2 separate regions of the Homo sapiens genome follow, and region 1 is linked to region 2. The links are chromatin loops, found by intact Hi-C in ENCODE. Cell type or tissue: mammary epithelial cell. All regions are shown on one strand. Each heading gives the region's core, and the rest is flanking DNA. Links, peaks and the distances in the headings are about the cores only.

Evidence for each region. Hi-C counts contacts between places; a loop is a spot of excess contacts. Peaks named below come from ENCODE experiments on the same cell type or tissue, not always from the same donor. Only the 100,000 strongest peaks of a DNase experiment are listed, where the experiment ranks them.
Region 1: a loop joins it to region 2, with 9 times the contacts of the local background. A loop is called at or near these places in 18 of 110 quality-filtered maps.

What each region holds. Positions count from the first base shown.
Region 1 is chr2:170,356,594-170,364,935 of GRCh38, forward strand. The region is part of intron 8 of MYO3B (myosin IIIB); the gene reads left to right. Among named protein-coding and RNA genes, the nearest start is that of MYO3B-AS1, 9.8 kb to the left of the region's middle. RefSeq lists an enhancer at 6,306-6,600. In mammary epithelial cell, for the core only: a CTCF peak has its summit at 4,916 (motif pointing right); no DNase peak of the experiment used is centred there; H3K27me3 peaks cover 551 bases.
Region 2 is chr2:170,231,642-170,239,983 of GRCh38, forward strand. It overlaps MYO3B (myosin IIIB), which reads left to right. Exons shown (of 35, transcript NM_138995.5): 7 at 4,350-4,495. Among named protein-coding and RNA genes, the nearest start is that of MYO3B, 58 kb to the left of the region's middle. RefSeq lists a silencer at 6,078-6,372. In mammary epithelial cell, for the core only: a CTCF peak has its summit at 4,498 (motif pointing right); no DNase peak of the experiment used is centred there.

The DNA of each region.
Region 1 (8,342 bases), core at 120-8,119, 130 kb after region 2:
TCAGGTGATCCACCCACCTCAGCCTCCCAAAGTGCTGGGATTACAAGTGTGAGCCACCGCACCTGGCTGCATGGAGCCATTTCTATGAAAACCCTGGAAAGCTATATCTTTAGTCTTGTTACCTGTCATTACATCACAGTTCTCCAAATTGCTGGTCTGTTTTATTTATTTATTTTTATTTTTATCTTTAAAAAAATGTTTTAAGACAAGGTCTCACCCTGTGGCCCAGGCTGGAGTGCAGTGGTACAATCATGGCTCACTGCAGCCTCAACCTCCTGGGCTCAAGCAGTCCTCCCACCTCAGCCTCCCAAGTGGCTGGGACCATAGGTATGCACCACCACGGCCCCCTGATTTAAAAACAATATTTTTGGTAGAGACAGGGTCTCCCTGTGTGGCTCAGGCTTGTCTCTAACTCCTGGGCTCAAGCAATATTCCTGGCTCAGCCTCCCAAAGTGCTGGGATCACAGACAGGTGTGAGACACTGGGCCTGGCCTAGTCTGTTTTTATATCATGGATTTTAAGAAATATAGAACAGAATTCCTGTCTCTACTAAAAATACAAAAATTAGCTGGGCATTGTGGCAGTCACCTATAATCTCAGCTACTCAGGAAGCTGAGGCAGGAGAATCCCTTGAACCTGGGAGGCGGAGGTTGCAGTGAGCCAAGATCACGCCTTGCACTCCAGCCTGGGCAACAGAGAGAGACTCCATCTCAAAAAAAATAAAAATAAAAATAAATAATATATATTATATATATATATTTTATATATTATATATTTATATGTGTATTATATATTATATTTTATATATATGTATATAACTGACTACATTTTATCTTTCACATTGTCTGACAGAAAGCCCAGAGCCCCATTTGTGGACACCGCTAACAAAGTCTTTTATTTGGTATTCTAATTCCTATTAGATTCCAGGGTATCTTTCTTCCCTTATTTCCCCTTTGCTTCATTTTTCTGTTTGGTTTATAATTGTTTTTTATCTTTCCTTATCACATATACCTTTATTTATTTAAGCACCTATTGTTTTAAGGTGTCTTAAGTTATTTCTGGAACAAGATGGAATATTTTAAAATTTGCATACGTTGGTAGGAATATAAAATGATGCTATGATTTTGGAAAACAGTCTGGTAGTTCCTCAAGAAGACAAACATAAAGTTACCATAACCAGCAATCCAGGGGAAATGAAAACATGTGTCCACATAAAAGCTTGTACAGAAATGTTCGTAGTAGCAATAATTCATAATAGCTTAAAAGTAGAAACAACCAGCTGGGCGCAGTGGCTCACGCCTGTAATCCCAGCACTTTGGGAGGCCAAGGTGGGTGGATCACCTGAGGTCGGGAGTTCGAGACCAGGCTGACCAACATGGAGAAACTCCGTCTCTACTAAAAATACAAAAGTAGCCAGGTGCGGTGGGGAGCGCCTGTAATCCCAGCTACTCCGGAGGCTGAGGCAGGAGAATCACTTGAACCTGGGAGGCAGAGGTTGCGGTGAGCCGAGATCGCACCATTGCACTCCAGCCTGGGCAACGAGAGTGAAACTCCTTCTCAAAAAAAAAAACAAAAAAACAAAAGTAGAAACAACCTAAGTGTCTATCAACTGATAGACGGATCAACAAAATGTGGTATGTCCATATAATGAAACATTATTTAACAATAAAAATGAATGAAATATTAATATATGCTGTGATATGAATGAACCTTGAAAACATGCAAAATGAAAGAAGCTAGTCACAAAAGACCATACATATTATATGAAATGTCCAGATTAGACAAATCTACAGGGACAGAAAGTAGATTAGTGGTTGCCTGGGACTGAGGAGGTTGAGGGAGTATAGGGTGTGAATGCTAATGGATACGGGGTTTCTTTTTGGGGTGATGAAAATGTTCTGAAATTGATTGTGGTAATGGTTGCACAACTGTGTGAATATATTAAAAATAATTGAATTGTACATTTTTAATGGATGAACTGTATAGTATGTGAACTATATCTCATTAAACCTATTATAAGAATTATTAGCAATAATCAGTTGAAAATTTTATTGAGTAGTTTTTGCTGATTTTCTTGCATTTAAAATTTTTACTTAATGCCAGCTATGCACATTATAGTTGCAACCACTCATTTTGAGCAGAATCTACAGACTTGTTTGGGATTGTGGGTCTCCAAGAATAGGGACGGCCTTCTCCGTAGTAGGCAAATTCCCTCTATATTACTTAATTTATAAATTTGAGCTACTAGGCAAAGGCAGTAGTTGTTCAGGAGCAAGTTCTAAGCCTGTGCACATAAAAGCTATCAGTTCTATTTTCGCTTCTCCTTGTCTTTGCATACCCTATCTCCTCTGCCCTTGTCATCTTATTCCACCTGGTAATGAAAATAAATGAGCGAGAGTAGTCAGAAAAGTAAAAGAATAACTAAGAGATGTAGCATCACTACAGGCAATGAAACAGAATGTTTCAAGAAACCAGGGTAATGATGGTCATTAGTGACCTCTTGAACAGAGAGGTTGAATACAATGAGAACTAAAAAGGGAACACAGAATCGGCAACTTAAAGGCCTTTAGGGTCCTTTGAGAGAGATTTTAGTTGGGTAGTGAAGATAAAAGATTTTTATGTTCACAAACATTTAGCTACAGGCCCATCTATTAAATTTAAGTTTGCCTAAGATTCCATTGGTGACCTCTTCTCTTTTCTTTCAACACTCTTGACTTGTCTTCAAGTTCCAGGGCTACAATCATCATCTTTCCCTTTCTATTTCATTAATTCAGACTGTATTCTTCCTAAATGAATTCACTCCTTCCCTCTAATCTACTCTCTAATGTGGTGCCACTTTATTTTCTAAAGCAAATATCTAATTGTGTTATATCCTTGTTCATGAACCTCAGTTTAATGTGGCTAAGAAAGCCCAAACTTACCAGCAAGACCTTCTGGGTTCTGAAAAGATGTTCCAGCCAGACTCTCACCCCATCTCTATTATAACTGCATTGTTCTGTTCTACTCATATCCCTAGATGAGCCTTGCATTTTATACCAATGAACTTCCTCAAAAGGCTACTGTACCCTCCGCTTGGAATGCCTCTTGCCTGCATTTTCTGTCAATACCCCTTTTGTTCTTTAAGACCCAAGGATCATCTCTCATGTGAAACTCTTGCTCCTAGTTAGAATTATTTACTTCGTCTGCGCTATTCTAGTGCTTATACTTTTCAGCCTTAAATTATTATTATTTATGTCCATGTCTATTCTAATACTTCTTTCTAAATCCCATGAAAGCAAATGTCTCATTCCAGGCATTGTTTTCCCTAGGCATTTGCTGTGGCACCATTCACAGTAAATACCTAGTAAGTTTTTGAATGAATCAATGAAATCAATCTCATCTGATTCTCTAAATCTTTCATATGTGTAAGTTTGGTATTACCCCAGAAGCTGATAAGTTTCTTGTGGATGAATATAATGTCTTCTGTTTGATTTGCACTCTCTTAGCCCCAACCCCAGTTCTGGTATAGTCCTGAGCATGTAATGATCATGCACTGTGGAACAGATTGTTCATTTCTGTTAGAGGATGGCTGGGTACTCTCTATTCCTTCTCCTTGTAGGGAGAAGAATGCATACAAATGAGAATTGTGGATTTAATTCAGGGAAGGGTGGCAAGTAGGATCATGGGAAGAAATACAATTCATGTGTCCCTGGGCATTTAAGCCTGGACTAAGAAGCAGACCATGACTGTTTGTCAAAATGGAAATTGATTTTCGAATCAAAGAAATGAGCCAGACATTAAAAAAATTACCCAAAGGCATGAACTTGAAAATGCCAAAGCTCTTTGCTTTTGCTGAATTGCCAGACCCCAGAAATTCCCTTCCCCTCAGAACTTTGAAAGTTCTGATCAGGGCATCTACTATCAAACAGAAATTTGTCCTCAGTGGTAGGAATCAACTGAGAGAAAGTAGCTAACTAATGAGCACAGTATTATTAAAATCTAACTGAGGGAGCCATTGCACATTAACATTTCCTTGTTGCTGTGGTTTGAATGTGTCTCCTCCAAAATTCAGGTGCTGGCTTTGTGATAGTATTAAGAGGTGGGTTCTTTAAGAGGTCGTTAGGTCATGAGAGCCTCTCCGTGGTGAATGGGATTAAGGATTAAGTACTGGATAAACAGGCTTGAAGGAGAGGCAGTTAGTCTCTTCTTGCCTTTTGGCCTTCCACTGTGTGAAGACACAGCATTCCTCTCCTCTGAAGGAGCCATCTTGGAAGTAGAGAGCAGCCCTCACCAGACAACTGAACCTGCTGGAGGCTTGATCTTGGAATTCTCAGCCGTCAGAACTGTGAGAAAGTACATTTCTGTTCTTTATAAATTACCCAGTCTTAGGTCATCTGATAGAGCAGTGCAAAATGGAGTAAGACACTTATGTAGCACTCATACTGCTAATTATCAATAGGTGTACCACAGCTATCTTCCTCCAATGGACTGACTGACTGTATACCCAGCAACTAGTACAGTGTCTGGCCCAGGGAGCTGACATTTATCAATTGTTCGCTATATACCAAATACTAGACATGAATTAACTCATTTATTCCCCACAATAACCTTTCTAACCATTTAAGGTGTGATCTCCCAGGGACCACACCTTCTCCAGCCCTTTGAACTAAAGGGTGGCATTTGAACATAGACTAACAATCTGATAAGCTAGTTGCTGGGGCTGTGTTTATCTGTGCCCTGACTGTGTCACATGGGTGGAGTTGCCTGGAGAAATATCTGGTTAATTGCAAGGTGCTTTTTATAAAAACTCAACCAAAGAAAAAAGAAAGCCAGGAGGAGGGAGAAGGTGATGACTTGGGGCCACCAGTTAACAATCCTTAAGACTGCCTTAATTCTCGGACACAAAATTGACATCTTCTTGGCTGCCACTGTGTCCAGCAGAGGGCAACCTTATCCCCATTCTTTGTCAAATGCCGTAGGACAGTTTGAAAGCGTAGCTTAAACATAAGAAGGAGGTGCCAAGAACAAGAATAAAACAGCCAACTCGGTCAGTATGCCTTCAGTGACTTTTTCTTGGAGATACCTCTCTTTACCTTGAATCTGTGCCCCATCTTGACCTGCTACTTGGCTCTGGCCTGGTTCACTTGGCCCTTCTAACTTCATGTCATTTGTTTAGCACTTTTACATCTCTCTCTCTTTTTCCTCCTCCCAGACTGATTCTGCCTTTTGTCTATAGTATAGTCTCCTTTCCTCTGTTCCTCCTCACTGTGGCTCTCCACTTGTCCCCAGACAAGCAGGGCTTGAGGATCTAGAATTTTTGTTACCACATCTCCTTCCCTAAGAACATAGTCAGTTAGTCTGGGCTTTTCAAACTATTTCATATTGACCAAGGGCTTAGAGATAGAGGGTAAAGAGGTTCCTGGTTGACAGGTTTCACTGAGGCTGCAACCCTGGGGCATTACAGGGTTACATATTGCAGCTCTCTGCCTTACTGGGGGTCTCTGATCCTGGGCCTTGTTTTTGCATAGGGACTTTCTCCAGCCACACTGGTGCACACGTCTTAACTCTAGAGGTAGATTCTGTCCCATTTGCTCAGAGATGTGATATTTTGGCTTCAAACCACCACCCTATATGTTTTCTTTTGTCACCTTCTTTACTTTCTTTGAGTCTTCTCTGGGTGAGAAAAGTAGATGTTCTTTATCCCCAAGTTTCCTGCCCAGTGTCAGGCTTCAGGAAATGCAATGTTCTTCCCTTTCCATTTCCGTCCTACCTTCACTTGAGCTTACTGTGGACCTTTGGTGCTGACAGCTTTGTCTAAAGATCAGGCTCACTTGTTTATCTTTCCAACCTTGCCCCAGGATCTCTGGCAAGATGGCAGCTGCCCTGTCGTCCAGTAGCCATGTGGTCTCTTGCTTTTTACACAGACTCTATTCCCGTTACTCATTTCAAAGGGAGACTCAGCTTCCTGTTCAAAAGCTCTCCATCCTACCTTCTTGGGGATTTTTGTCTTTTAGCAAATACTGACTATTCTCCTCTGATTGATAACCATAGACCTGCCTAACTGAGTAATGCACTCCCAGTTCTCATTTACCTGTTTCAGGGGAGGACCCCACTTCCCCACCCCAAATGTGAAGTTAGCATGCAATTTCAGTTCTCACCAGTGAGACTTTGCAACAGCATCAAATGTGATATTCAGACTTCAGGAAAACTGAAATGCAGTTAAATATTCCACCAAACAGGGGGGTGATGTTTCACAGAAATACCATACACAGCATCAAGTTTCTCATTCTGCCTTCTTTTGAGGCATTAGTCATTTTGAGAAAATGCCTGTTTGTCATAGTCTTGTCTTGCAGAATGGAAATTTTCTTCCAAGGCAGAATACTGTGTGCTCTGATATTTAACCTATAATTAGTGTATCCTCTGGAGGATTTTCTCCCCTTGATTTAGAGGCCTCTTTGTCAGTCAGCCTTCTGTTTGACGATGATAGCAACCACAGGGCAGCACAGTGAATCACACGGCAGGGAAATGCTTGCTCAGATCCAAAATGTTTAGATCTTCTGTAGCAATGGGAACACATAACAATTCAAGTAGCAGGCCTGCAAGAAAATAGCAGGAAGTATAAAAGACAGAATATTTATAAAGAAATGAGAAGAGTCATAAATCCTGAGTTTTGATCTAGTTTTGCCCCAATGTATGGAATACATTGCTCACCCTCATGCTTTTCTTACCCAGTTTACTAGTATTTTTAGTTTTTGCCTTTTCAGCTGCTCTATATCAAGTGTTTTATTCATTGGTAAACAACAGTCAGAGGCTCTTGACAAATAGCTCCCCCTTGCAGGCATCCGGTTTTTTGGTTATGAAATGGCAGTTTACAGGCACAGAGTAGCTGTGTCACGACAGCATTATTGTCTTGGAGCAGAGAGTGCACAGACACCACCAGCTTGAGAGCCCGACCTTGTTTCTTGCTAAGAAATGTCCCGTTTTTGCCTGTTTTTGGCAGAAGCCAGACTGGGAGATTGCTGCAAATGGCTGCAACAACCTGTGTTTAATGTGGTGACACTAATAGATTCTGAGAATTAATCTTCAGCCAAGAAAGCATGATGGAAGGTACTAGAATTTCAAATTAGATAGTGGATTGATTTCCTTCAAGGCTGAAATTTGCTTCCTTTATCTTCTGGTGGACTTTTCTATCATATTCAAAACCACCCATCATGGCCTTATTTCCAGAGTCTCTTGCATATATCTCATGGTATAAATAAATTGTTATTCTGTTGTTTTGTCTGTTAGCACAGAGAAAGCATATCTAAATCCTAATTTTTTAAAAAAGATTAAAAAATCCAGGAATGAATGAAAGAAAGAATTACTTATGATTTGGGGAAAAGTAGTGTATCTAAATCTAGTCCTTGCTACTTGTTTTCTAGAATAAAGGACTCTGGAAAGAACTGAGCTCAGGAAAATATCTCCCCAGGTTGAAACACTGTCTTTTGCAGAAACAATAGCCCTCCAGAGTGTCTGAGATGTGGCAATTATTAAGAGTTCTTACAGTGTCCCCTCAGTCCACTGAGTTGAGGACTCTGGTGTCCATTCTAAAATCATGCGACTAATTGCTTACAACAGAACTTCCAAGGATATCATTTGTGGGGCCCAAACAAACAAACAAAAAGGTCTCTGTGGCTAAGTAAGCTTGGAAACGTGGGCTCAAATAGAATTAAACTTTTTTTTAACCCTAGCTCTTGTAAGAACCTTTAATAGGCTTGTGTGCATTACAAAACTCCAAACTTACTTGGTTTAGAGAATCACCAATGTTTTCCAAACTCTTTTGACTAGGAAACTAGCTTCTTTTTTTGATGGAATGCTTTATGTGTCTAGTGCTTCCCCTAATTCACCTCATGTTGGCTGGCCCCCAATCCCATACAGAGTTTAACATTTTATGCATCCTTTTGTAAAAACTGCTCAGTCCCTGGCTGGGGGAAGATAGTCTTCTTTTGGAATTTGCAATTCCTGGTTTAATAAGCAATACCTGAAATGAATACGTTTCTTAGAACTCCTTTAGTTCTACTTGTTTGTTCTCCAAATCAGGTTAAAGGATTCTATCTTGCTTTATAAAAGGACATGGAGGCTATCAGGAGTTTTAGGAATCCCAGCTGTCAGTTTCATCTTCATCCACTAAATCTCTGCTGACCAGGGATAGAAATGACAAGCCGACAAACTTAAACAGTAAGAATTCTGGGCACCAAACTACAAAGTCTTAAGCAACAACAATTATACCTTAGTTAAAGTTGGTAAAGGGACTAAAGGCAGTAACTGTTGTTAGGCATTCAAAAGAAGCAGCTTAGGAGGTGAAGGTCAGTGTTCTGGTGGCC
Region 2 (8,342 bases), core at 60-8,059:
CTTCCTTAACAGAGGCATTATTACAGCAACCAGCATATTTTCATAGACCTTAAGACCTTCTACAAAACATTGGCAACAAAATCCCCTCAAAGTTCCAGCCATCCTGTTCACACCTCAGAATAATGTACTGTTCACTCTAGCTAATTTGTATGGCAGTGTTAGCCTCTCAGTTTGAGATACTACCCAAAGATCACTTACTTGGAAGTCGCAAAGTCGTAGAATATTAGAGCTAGAAGGGATCGTATAGGTTATTTATTTCCACCTTACCACTTTATAGATAGAGAGAGGTCCTGAGAATATAAGTGATTTGTTTTCAGATGTGAAAGGGTGTGCATTTGGGATCCTGGACCTTTGTCAACACCGTCTCATTTCTCTCCACTCCTTTAATGTGACTTACAGAACCTGGAAAACCTGGTCCCAAAGACGTGCACTTACTTGCCTTCGTCAGTCTCCTTTCTTAATGGAGCATCCTAACAACTGATTCAGAGAGTTCTTTTTGAGGTCACCTTCTCCTGGGGACAAGGGAAGAAAGACCATTCGACCATCCAAGCATCCTTAACTCAGCTCTATTTAACCTAGAGACAAGGAGAATGTTGAGCTAAAGAGAATGATAGTAGTGTTTTCTCTTAAAGAAATAGCTTCAGACTTTGGTATTGGATTGATAGGGAATCCCATTCCAGGATGTTGACCTTCAGTTGCCCTGCATCCTCTTAAGAGTGCTTCTTTAACTCTCATCGTATGTGTAACCTGCAGAAAGGGCTGTTTCCTCCTGGTAAGGAGCAATCCTGAATGAGAGACCCCCAAAGAAGATGGAGTTGAAATGACAAAACCTCAGAACACCTGAGCGTAGTCAAAATATGAGTGCAGAAGCTGATAATTTTAACAATTTTAACCAACTGTAACTTTTATTATAGATAGCACTTATATGGCAATGATTCATTTAGTTATCCTTCTCCCTGCCTGGGTTCAAATTCTGGCCCTGACAATTACTAGCTATGTGATGCCAGGTAAGCTGTTTAACCATGCTATCCTCAGTTTCCACACCTGCATAAGTGATAATAGCACCTACTTTGCCAAATTATTATGAAGATTAAGTTCAGTGTGTATTTGACTTTCTCTTCCCAGGGCCTACTATCATGCCAGACTAATGAGTACTCAATAATTATTTGTGAATTATTTTATTAGCATAATTTTCAATAAACTTCCTTGGAAGGCTGAACTTAAATAATTTCTTTGTTACATGATGCACTGAAGAGAAGAATTAGGCCAAGATATGATTTTCTATTCATCAGAATGAGCTGAAGATAATGTTTGTCTGTAAAGAGAAGTTGAAACCAGATACAAGTTTTGAATATTTTAGGACAACGCTTGAGAAATGTTAGAATATCTCCATTTTCACATTTAGATATGTTCTTAGAATTGCCTTTTGTGTCCCATCCAAGTTGGCTAGAAGCTGATTTGAATTTCTCCGCAAAAGTTCTAGACTATGGGTACTAGATACTTTTTATTGTCTTGCTTAGCCAGCAGTGGTCTCCTTCTAAAATCTTAAGCATTTAGAGCCCATATCCTTTATTGGACGTGTTAGTACACATTGTCTTAGGGCATTTATAGTTGTCATGGTTTGTCATTTAATTATGATAGGTTCACCTTATATTTTGATTGGCCATAGCTCCTATTGGGGAAGGACAGAGTCTTATTTCTCTCTCCCTCACAGGCCCTATCACAGTGTCATGAATAACAGTGAACTATTTGTTGATTGATAGGTCTAAAATTATGTTTGTCTTACACTTTCGAAAGTGTCATTTCTGAAAGGGAAGGTGTTGAATAGCCTTCTCTAGGGATCTTTAAAAATAATGTAGGTTCTCACCTGATTGGGGTGAGGAAAGGGAGGTCTTTGGGGGCAATGAAATGGCCTTTGGTTCTGAAACTGGAATTGTTTGAACTTCAGTTTGAATGTACATTTGAAAATAACGTGTTAAAAGTATGACAGGATATTCTATTCAGAAGATGGGGCTGGGGCCAGGCCAAGGATGTGGATATATAGAAAATGTTCTTCAGCTCAGAAGAGAAGAGTACAGGGCAATTATGAGAACAAGAGCACAGAGTTTAGAGCACATTTTGCACAGTTGGCACATTTTGCCAGGCCTTACAGGTCCAATGCACTGTTTCTGGAAGAGAGCAGGAATACTAGTTTTCTATCACTGCCATAACAATACCACAAACTTAGTGGCTTAAAACACCTGTTTCTGGCCGGGCGCGGTGGCTCACGCCTGTAATCCCAGCACTTTGGGAGGCCGAGGCGGGTGGATCACGAGGTCAGGAGATCGAGACCATCCCGGCTATAACGGTGAAACCCCGTCTCTACTAAAAATACAAAAAATTAGCCGGGCGTAGTGGCGGGCGCCTGTAGTCCCAGCTACTTGGGAGGCTGAGGCAGGAGAATGGCGTGAACCCAGGAGGCGGAGCTTGCAGTGAGCCGAGATCCCGCCACTGCACTCCAGCCTGGGCGACAGAGTGAGACTCCGTCTCAAAAAAAAAAAAAAAAACAAAACAAAACAAAAAAAAAACACCTGTTTCTTAGTCTTAATCTGTTTCATGCTGCTATAACAGATTATCTGAGACTGGGTAATTTATAAAGAACAGAAATTTATTTTCTCACAGTTCTAGAGGCTGGGAAGCCTAAGGTCAAAGTGCTGGCATCTGGTGTGGGCCTTCATACTATGTCCTCACATGGCAGAAGGCAGAAGGGAGCAAACCCAGTCCTGCAAGCCCTTTTCATGGTAGCATTAATCCATTCACAAGGGCAGAATTCTCATGACCTAACCACCTCCCAAAAGGATCCACCTTCCATTGGTTGCACTGGGGATTAAATTTCTAACACATGAATTTTGGGAGGCATGTTCAGACCATAGCAGTTATCTTACGATTCTCTAGATCAGAAGTCCAGTATGAGTCTCACCAGGCTAAAATACTCTTCTCCATTTCGAAGTGTCCCAGGCATCTGAGGCTTAATATATCCTAAATGGAGGTCCACTCTTCACCCCAAACCTGCCCCTCCTACTGTCTTCCTCATCTTAGTAAATACCAATTCTATTCTGGTGGTTGCTCATGTCAAAAACTTTGGAGTGTTCCTTAGCTCTCCTTTCTTCTAAGCCCTGTTCAACAAATCCAGTTGGCTGTACATTCAAAATTATACCTAGAATCTGATTATTTCTCGCCATCTCACAATCTCTCATCTGGATCCCTGCAGTAACATATTTAACTGGTTTTGTTTCTTCTCCTCATAATCTATCCTCTGCACAGTAGCCAGAGTGATCTTGCTAAAACATAAGCTAGATCTGTCACTCCTCTGCTCACCACAGTCAGTAGTCTCATTTCATTTGGAATGAAAAAAACTAAAGACATTATGATGGCCTAAGAGGGTGTCTCTATTACTCTGGTCTTCCTGTGCTCACCATTATAGGTGTTGCCCCTCCCTGATGTTTTGGATCATCAGACATTGAAGTCTCCCACCTGGCCATGGCCATGGGTCATCCTGGTGGCAGATTTTAGGTCAAATAGGAGTTCCTGGTCCTCCACATCCTCTGGCTCACTCCTGACTTCTCCTATCGCCATTGTGATAGTCATCAGAGTCTGAGTGTAGGAGATGTTCTTGCCTGACTCAAAAAGTTGATAAAAACATTCCTCCACAGGGTTACAGACTCCTCAACCCAATGACAAGCCCAGGGTCATTTTCTGGTTCTGCTGCTCTTGTACCTAGTCAGGCCAAGTAACTGGAATGGCAGTTGTTTCTGTGATGCATACCATTGTTGGAGTTTGAGGAGGGGAAAGATGCTCTTAGAAAAAGGGAAGGGTGGAGTGGGGTCATTTCTACTTTATGTTAACCATGTGGGTCTTCCAACATCTCTCTGCTTAGTTGGTTATACTCGCGGGAATTTCATGCATCTCAAAGTACACAAGCATCTTTGAGAACAATTGTTGCTTGTTATTGAATTCAGTAGCTGGTAATGAGGTGAAGGATGTAGACAAAGCCTTTCCTTAAAGAATAGCAGGGTTGGGATGGTGTGGTATACATCCGCTTCCTCCCCTTGCACTGTTCTTGTTACTTAGACGGTTCAATGCATGCTTTTTAAAAACAAAACTGACACATTTGTAAAAGCTAATGAACGTATAAGATAATAAATTGGTTATACACAAATAAGGCCTAGAATGCACACATCTTATTACTGGAATTCAATATCATCGTGGCCAAGAAAACTGAGAACGGGGCTAAGATCAGCCCAGGGCCTTTTTAGGACATCTGATGTGGCAGTAGGGTTGATGTGTCATGTCCTGCTTTTGTCCAATAGGTCATTGCCTGTGAGCAGCAGTATGACTCTTCCTATGACGCTCGCTGTGACGTCTGGTCCTTGGGGATCACAGCTATTGAACTGGGGGATGGAGACCCTCCCCTCTTTGACATGCATCCTGTGAAAACACTCTTTAAGATTCCAAGGTAAGACACAAGATGGCGCTCTTGACTCATTAGTTCTTTGTGAAAGCGTCTGGTTAGAGGGATAATAAATAGTTTGCAAGCAATTTCTCTCCAAACCTGACAAAGCCTGATTGTGAAATATATTTTCTTTGAAAAAGCAAGGGGGGCTGGGGGGGACAGAGAAGAGGATGTTCCTGAAAGATAACATACCCCAAGGAATAATAAGACCATGTTGGAACAATTGCCTATTTTTAGCACTCAGCTTTTTCTGAGATACTCATTTTTTGTACTTTGCACGATAAGACTACGAATGGAATTGTGGATTAAGTAATCTGTCTAAATGCTAGTGTTTTCTTTTTAATTACATACTTTCTCTAGTATTCAGTGAAAACATATGTATATCATATTGCTGTATTCACTCAGACTAGCATTGAAATGTATCAGAAAATGTTACATCAGCGCTATATCTTACTCTCCATCCCTTAATTTCCGTCTCAGTGGAAAATTGTGCGGAAAGAGGTCTGTTTGGAGAGCATTTAAATGCAAGTATACTTTCTATTCTGTGTATTCATTAGTGGTTTGTACAAGAGGTTGGGTTGCCTTTCATTGGAATCGGGCTGATGTATGGCCAGCTCACGGCTCTAGTTATGGAATATGAAGCTATCCAGGGACTCCTTCCCAACCAGGGTGCAGATTGAGAGATAATTTGTACCTTCCATATGTCTCTTTCAAAGGAAGGCTCTGGGCAGGCTGGGAGCCATTTAACTGCCTTAACAATACAAATGTTGACCTTTCCTTATCTGCACAATCACACAGCTATCACAGCCTTTAAAAATTTCTCCTGATTGCAATTTGCATTTCTGATTAGGTCTATTTATATGCAGATGAGGCTCTCTGATGTTCATCATCATAATTTTATCATTTTATACCTAATCCAGATGTGAACAACCACCAACCACTATTCCAAAAATGATTCCCACCCAAGCCAGAGTTAGTCTTTTTGCCTTTTTCGAATCACAAAAACAGGTCACAGCGATTAGAGGAGCAGACGAAGCACCTGGCTTTTTAAATTAATAGTCTGGTGAACATTCAAAAGGATATAAGAATGCAGGAGCTAAAAGCTGCATTGTGTATAGTAATAAGTCAGAAAATGGGAAATGGTGTCTGGAATGATTTGTGTGTGTGCTTTGATTTTTTTTTACAAATGGTTTACCCCTCACCATTTATTTAATGTGGCAACATAATTTCCTGAATATCAGGATTAAGGTGTAGCTTCTCTTTAGCAAAATAATATGTACTTTTGATAAGAGATCATCTATATTTTTTTCCTTTCTTGTTATGTATTTGTATACAGACCAGGTGTTCAAAAATTTCTTAAGGTGATAAATGTGAGGCAGCAAAGAGTGTGTGTTTTTGGCGGGGGGGAGGGGGGTGTATATGTTTAAATAGACCCTTCCACTCTATTGACTCCACTTAGCTTGCTTCTGTGCCCAGCCAAGCTTCTTCTAATAATCTCATATTCTCTCACCACTCATCTCTTCCATCTTGGGAGAAGCCTCCAGATCTCCAGATGTGGAATACGAGTAACTAAGTCTCTACTGCCTGCCTCGGGACAGAGTGGATCCCAAGAATTGGGCAATTGTTAGAAAAGGATCCTTATCCCAACTTAGTTTAAGGCTTTGTTTCTCTCCCCCTAGTGTAACCTCCTGCCCTTTTAATGTCTCTTGGTTCCTGTGCAAATGATGAATCAGATTGAACTAGGCAATGTCAGCAATAATCAGTCAGCAGATTCTCAGTGTGATTATGTGTGCTCATGTGTGTTCAACACTTGCCATTGTCACAACCTTAATGGCTGACGTGACATTCTTGGACAAGAATGATAAGAGGTTTTATTTTATTTTATTTTAAATCTTAGCATATTTACGTACATTGTACAGCTTTTTTCTTCCCCAAACCAGGAAAAATATGTTGGGTTTATATTCACCAAGTTATTTACTTTAAAATTACTCTGTCAATTAGAATTGCACAGTTCTCTTTGAAGGGTTATGGATTGACCAAATGTGTGCATCCTGTGTGAGTGCTACTTAATTTCTAGTGCTAAAAATGTATCCTTTCCCCAGAAAAGCTCTTTGATGAAAAGTACAGAAATTAAGCATTTATGTATTTTAAAAAGGCATTCAAATTATTTACCTGTGTGTTTCATTGGAATCGATCTCAGTTCAGTGCCTGTCTGTCTGTCTGTCTCTCTTTCTCTCTCTCTCTCTCTCCGCCCCCTCAGTGGAGAAAAGCAAATGAAAAATAATGACAAAAATCCTTTGAATCCATTTGGCTTCAGAATTAATTTTTTTTCTATTTGAATGTGACTATTTTCAGTGCTTTGGAATTCTTGTCAGTGAAACAATGAAATCCTTTTCAGGGTATGTTGGGATCCAGAATACTGCGTGTGGCTTCTTCCTCTGGCTTTCCTCACTGACCTTTTCCCGGCAACCCTTTCTTTACTGGAAATAAATTGAGTAAATTACCCAGTAAGGGAAGAAAATAAAACCTTGATGGAGTCAGGGAAGAAGTGACTTTCACAAGTTAAAAAAAGATTTATGAGTTAATGAAGTGCTGGTTACCTGTGAGCCTCAGATGTCAATAAAACAGGTAATTAGGAAGGTTCCCTGGGTATTGTCAGGAAATAGGTGGCAACTTGCCTTGATGTGGTTGATTTGCCTGTACATGGGTCTCCTTGCTTTTCCCTTTTCTTCCTTTATCCACCTTCTCCTTTCTCTTGACCTTCACATTAGAAGATCACACACAGGGTCATCGTGACCTGCTTTGAAATACTGCGTGACTCACAATCTTTCCCACTTTGCAAACACACAGAAATTACCTGCTGATTGGCAGAGCATCCACTATTTGCTGAACCTGTCAGCATGTGTCATCTCGTCTAACGCCTTTGCTCCAAAAAAGTCACCCCTCTCTGACTGTCACTGCTCTGTCTGCTGCTATTTTTCCCCAGGAGTTATAAGAGAGCAAATGAGTGAATATCATTTCTCTCAACATCAGTGGATTCAACTGTCTCTCATGACTCTTTACTGAGGACTTCTTTAAAATTCCAAAGGCTTAAAAGGATCTTGAAGATGACCTGGATATATTTTTCCCTTAAAAAGAGATCCGTTTCATAGATATAATTGCAAGAATCAATAGAGTTAGTGGAAATATACAATTATGTTGGTCTCTTGACAAGCAGGTATCTTTCCTTAGCTTTGAGTCTTTGGCTAATGACCCCCTTGACTTCCATAGAGGGGAGTGAGGAAGGCTGTGGGCATCAGTGTGGGTGGGTTCACTGGTCAGTCACTGACAGCTGCATCATCTGCCCATTTATTTGGGGCCAGGTATGAGCTGACTCTGTCCATTGTCTCATCACACATTGAATATTTCCACTTTATTCCTTGTGGAAAAATGCAGAATGTTTTCAGGATTCTCAGCAGAAATGTCTTTGGCTGGAAATGGACAGCACAGGCTGGCCTGAACATTCCAGTCCCTGAAGCTGGTGATTATCCCTTCCTAAAGAGAATTTCCCTGCAGTACACAATTCAAAAAAAGGACAGCTCATGATCATCACCAATTTGCATTTCGGCTTGTTTCCCTCACTAAATCTAGGTTGTTCCAAAGTCACCTGGACCCAGCTGTATTTGTTTCTTAGGGCTGCTACAGCGAATGACCACAAACTCGGTGGATTAAAGCAACAGACATTTATTCTCTCACAGTTCTGGAGGTCAGAAGCCCCACATCAGCGGGTCAGCAGGGCCACACTCCCTTTGAAGACTCTAAGTAAGAATCCGTCTTTGCCTCTGCCAGCTTCTGGTGGCTCCAGCTTTTC